2 separate regions of the Homo sapiens genome follow, and region 1 is linked to region 2. Evidence: read pairs that join two places in POLR2A ChIA-PET (ENCODE). Cell type or tissue: HepG2. All regions are shown on one strand.

The links. Peaks named below come from ENCODE experiments on the same cell type or tissue, not always from the same donor. Only the 100,000 strongest peaks of a DNase experiment are listed, where the experiment ranks them.
Region 1: POLR2A ChIA-PET joins it to region 2 with 5 read pairs; 2 of 35 experiments call an interaction of 5 or more read pairs at or near these places.

Annotation. Positions count from the first base shown.
Region 1 is chr2:128,161,562-128,164,061 of GRCh38, forward strand. All of the region lies in intron 25 of UGGT1 (UDP-glucose glycoprotein glucosyltransferase 1), which reads left to right. Among named protein-coding and RNA genes, the nearest start is that of UGGT1, 72 kb to the left of the region's middle. In HepG2, no CTCF peak of the experiment used is centred here; no DNase peak of the experiment used is centred here.
Region 2 is chr2:128,324,921-128,327,420 of GRCh38, forward strand. No RefSeq gene overlaps it. Among named protein-coding and RNA genes, the nearest start is that of HS6ST1, 7.3 kb to the left of the region's middle. In HepG2, no CTCF peak of the experiment used is centred here; a DNase peak (open chromatin) is centred at 999.

The DNA.
Region 1 (2,500 bases), 160 kb before region 2:
TTACCTGGAATACTTATGTAAAGTGATACTTTTCATCATTATCTATTTGGTTACCCTTCAGTTTTATTTTGTTCAGGAAAGGAAAGGCAGTTTAAATGTTTCTTTTATTTACCAGTGCAGAATACTGAGTTGTTTCCCTTGTATCTTCAAAGGTGATGATGAATTGGTTGTTGTCGGTTTTTAATTTTAATTTTCAGTGTTATTATAAGCTGATGTGTTTTAGTGTGTTATTTTCTTAATGGAAGAAAATAAATTGTTTGGATGGACCCTGGAGTCCATTGTTACATATATGTAGTTTCTGCATTAAATATCAAATGACTATGTAGTTGGAGGATCTATTTCTATGTTTAATTGTTTGAGGAACCACAATACCTTTCCCACAGTGGCTGTACCATTTTACATTCCCACTGGCAATGCTCAAGGGTGCCGGTTTCTCCACATCCTCACAACACTTGTAATTTTCTGGGGGGTTTTTTGTTTGTTTGTTTGCTTTTTATAATAGCCATCCTCGTGGGTATGAAGTGCTGTCTCCTTGTGGTTTGATTCACATTTCCCTAATGATTGGTGATGTTGAGCATCTTGTCATGTGCAGATTGGCCATTTATATATCTTTGGGAAAATGTCTATTCAAGTCTTTTGCCCATTTTTAATTGCGTTTTTTTTTTTTGTCGTTGAGATGTAGCAGTTCTTTATACATTTTGGATGTCACTTTCTTACTAGATACATGATTTGTAAACATTTTCTCCTATTCTGTGGAGATGTGTTCTTTGATGCATAGTTGGAGGATATAAAATTTTAAAGTTCTGCTTGCGAGGTTGCAATGAGCTGAGATTGCGCCACTGCACTCCAGCTTGGGTGACAAAGTGAGACTGTGTCTCCAAAAAAAAAAAGTTCTGCTGGGTTTTTTTCTTACATCATCATGCTGCAGAGTTCAAGAGCATGTTTTAGAGAAGTGTTGACTTGGATAGCTGTCAAAGTCAGCTGTTGCCATGTCTTGTATGACCTGGGAAGAAATCTTTTCTCATTTTGGCCAATACTGGGGCTACAAATAAGGAGGATCCATCCCTCTTACCTCAGTGGCTCCTGAGTGATGCCCCTTGTCCCGACCTGTGAAATGCTTCCCTGATGTAGGTCAGGAGGTACTCGTGACTCGAAGCAGCCATGTCACAGGCATAGGCTTGGTGTGGCATGCTGTTGGACCACTGCAGGGAGCTCCTTGGGGTCTTCTTGGGCTATATAACTGCCAGACTGTGCCTAGAAGACTTGCCTTTTGCCAATGAGAGATGGCTCTCGATCTTTCCTGGGTGAATTTAGGGAAATCAGGTAGTCATGGGGCCAAAAGACTAATGCTAAAACTCTTAGGCTTCCCAAAATTACCTTGTCTGCATCAGGTTTTCATTAGCGCCAGAGCTGCTCCACCTTGGAGTGGCCCCCTTCCCCGTGACAGCCACAGCTATCATTCATGACCCAGTCTGCATCCCCAAGGCTGCCCTGAAGCTTGGCTGTGTATACTTTGATCATTGTTCTTCATCAGCCTTCAGGGAGTTTCTTGTTGGCCTGCTCACTCCAGTCCACGTAACCAAGTGCCCCTTGACATGTTTTGTAACCGTGTTGACACATCACAGGAAGAGAATGGCCTGTATTATATATATTTGGCATTTATATTGAGAAGTTGAACCAAAATAGTTAATTTTATATATTTGCTGGGTTCATAGGAAATGTATGTAGGCTTAATTACAGTTCAAATACATTCACAGTGCTCTTTTAAAATTCTTATTCAGGATTTAGTCTTTGGTTCAGCAAATTGGAGTGTTTTTTTTTTTTTTTTTTCAGGTTTAGTTCAAGATCTTTTTCAGTTAGAAATCAATTTTAGGCTGGGCGTGGTGGCTCACACCTGTAATCCCAGCACTTGGGAAGGCCGAGGCGGGCGGATCATGAGGTCAGGAGATCGAGACCATCTTGGCTAACACGGTGAAACCCCGTCTCTACTAAAAATACAAAAAATTAGCCGGGCATGGTGGCGGGCGCCTGTGATCCCAGCTACTCAGGAGGCTGAGGCAGGAGAATGGCGTGAACCCGGGAGGCAGAGCTTGCAGTGAGCGAGATCGCGCCACTGCACTCCAGCCTGGGCGATAGAGTGAGACTCCGTCTCAAAAAAAAAAAAATTAATTTTAGAAGAGGCAGGGACAATAAAATTCTTTTTAAAGTGGTTTACTTCAGTGTTAATTGTAATAGTGAAATTAGAAACAACACAGATGTTCAGTAGTTGGCTTAATATTTAGATTATTTTGTATCCATAAATGTAACATTATGCAGTCATAAATATATTGAAATAGGCTGGGCACGGTGGCTCACACCTGTAATCCCAGCACTTTGGGAGGTTGAGATGGGCAGATTGTGTGAGCCCAGGAGTTCAAGACCAGCCTGGCCTGTACTAAAACCCTGTCTGTACTAAAAATACATAAAAATTAGCTGGGCCTGGTGCTGCATGCCTGTAGTC
Region 2 (2,500 bases):
TCCTACTGTCGATTTGTGGGAAGCACCCTATCAGCATCCGCATATTCAAAACCAGCTACTCGGCTTCTCCTGTGTGCCAGGCCCTCCTGTGCGCTGGCCTCCTCTGTGCATGATTGTATTCAGTGCTCTCGGCTGCCCTATGGGCATAATTCCCTCATTTCTCAGGTCAGGGAGCTGAGGCTGAGCAGAGGATAGTGACTTGGCCAAGGGGACAGTGTCCCCTCCCTGGTGAGAGCCTTGGTTGAGGGTCCTCTCCACCTTCCCATTTCCCGACTCCCAGCCCTTGGAGAAACCCAAGTCCTGGGCTCCTGGGCAGAGCCTAGCCCCCAGCCCCCAGCCCGGCCTGGACCACGTCCTCCTGCCGGGTGGGGTTGTAAGGTGCCCTGCTGCTGGGCTGTTCCTCCTGTCCTAGGGTCTTGACGCGCTTACCTTCCTCTTCCATCTTTCCACGCCCTCCTTTGACTCTATCTCTGGTGCCATTTCCAGGGTTTGTAGCTGAGCTTAGAAGAGGGGAGCTGGAGAAATGGGTCTATACCTCCTTGTCCAGACCAGAACTCAATCATAGCTTTTTCTTTTTATCTGCTCCCATCTTCTTGAGAGCCCATCCCACTGTGTGGCAGAGAAAACCTGTATTACTTCCATCCTGTAATCCCAGTCTGATCCAATAATTGTTAGGCTCTATTTGATTTCTTGACTTTTGTTTACGAAGAGTTTAAATTCACACAGAAGTAGAGAGGGTAGCACAGTGAGCCAATTCCTGCCCTTACCCGGAGTCTCCGGCTTCCACGGCTGGCAGCACGTGCCTGTCCCTGCTGCAGCCTGCCCTCTCCAGCGGAGCACCAAAAGCCAACCCAGGACAACACAGGCTTTCCCTGCTAGTGCTGCCCTCTGCTTTCTAGCTTCAGGTCACCCTCGGGCCCTGTCTCAAGGCTGCTTGGTCCCTACTCACACACCCCAAGAGAATGTGTGGTCTTCCGAGATCTGAATTCTTTGGGAGTCCCAGAGGGCCCCAAAGCAAGAGCAAAGGGCGAGGTTCATAGGCAGCGGCTGGCCCCGGTGTGAGCTGGCCACTGTCCAGCTAGGGAGGCTGATGGAGCCTGCTTGGCGTGCCATGGGCACAGGCACCAGGCCTGCAGCTGGCAGGACTCTGGGCCTTACCACAACCCCCAGACCTGGCTGTCATGGGAAAAGCCCAGCCCCGGTGGGCCATGGGGGGGCCAGCCTGCCCCTGCCCATACCTCAGTCAAGCTCTGCATCCCCATTTGAGGCATAAGAAGCCTCTGGGCTCTATTTCTGCCACAGAGAAACCCAGGAAGGACAAACTCAGCCCCTCTGCTCCACCGTGTCTATCCTGCTGGGCCTGCCCTGCAGAGCAGCCTATACCCAGAGGCTCCTAAGGGCAGACAGAGCCCCTCACAGACACCTCTGTATTCCAGGACATCTACTCCTATCTTGAAATATTAAGAGATAAAAGATTTACAAAATCCTCATCTCAACAAAGTCTGCCTTTCAAGCCCGTGGGCCAGGTGCAAACTCAGAAAGCCTGGTTTTGGAATTCTAAAGCCGAGTTTTCATTCTTGAGAGTCCAGGCCGCCTGAGGCAAAAAGATGCCTCCTGCAGAAGAGGGAGGTGGCAGGACCAGGAGATGCAAATGAGATGGGTGTATTCACATATTTCAAACAATGTGATCAAGTTGTACAGAACTGAACACACACACACCAATGAGAGCAGGCAGAACTGGGGAAATCTGAACAAGGTTGCTGCTGTCCCCGTGTTATAGCCTGCTTGAAATACTGTGCTGTATTTCCACAGGATGTTAGCCACTTGCCACTGGGGGAGACTGGTGAAGGAACTCAACTGCGTGCAAACCCACAGTTATAATAAAAAGTTTAACGTGAAGAAAAGCACATCTGACCAGGTGCAGTGGCTCCCGCCTGTAATCCCAGCACTTTGGGAGGCCGAGGCGGGCGGATTACCTGAGGTTGGGAGTTTGAGACCAGCCTGACCAACATAGAGAAACCCCGTCTCTACTAAAAATGCAAAATCAGCTGGGCATGGTGGCACATGCCTGTAATCTCAGCTACTTGGGAGGCTGAGGCAGGAGAATCGCTTGAACCCGGGAGGTGGAGGTTGTGGTGAGCCGAGATTGCGCCATTGCACTCCAGCCTGGGCAACAAGAGTGAAACTCTGTCTCAAAAAAAAAAAAAAGAAAGAAAGAAAAGTACATCTGCGTCTGGAGGGAGTGGGCATCACGGTGCCAGTCTCCTGGCCCTGTGAGGCCTACAGGGTGCACCGTGTGGGCCCTGCCCACCTGCCGTCTGATCAGTACTCATCAAAGGTGGGTATGAATGATGGAAGAGCAGTCCTGTCCAGGCACCTGCTCTGTTCGCCCGAGACTCCCTGTGACTGCAGCCCAGTGCTGGCCTGCGCCTCCCAGCCTTGGCCTGTGGGGCCTGGTCTGGCTTGCTGCCCTGGCTGGGACTGCCAATGAGAGGGGCAG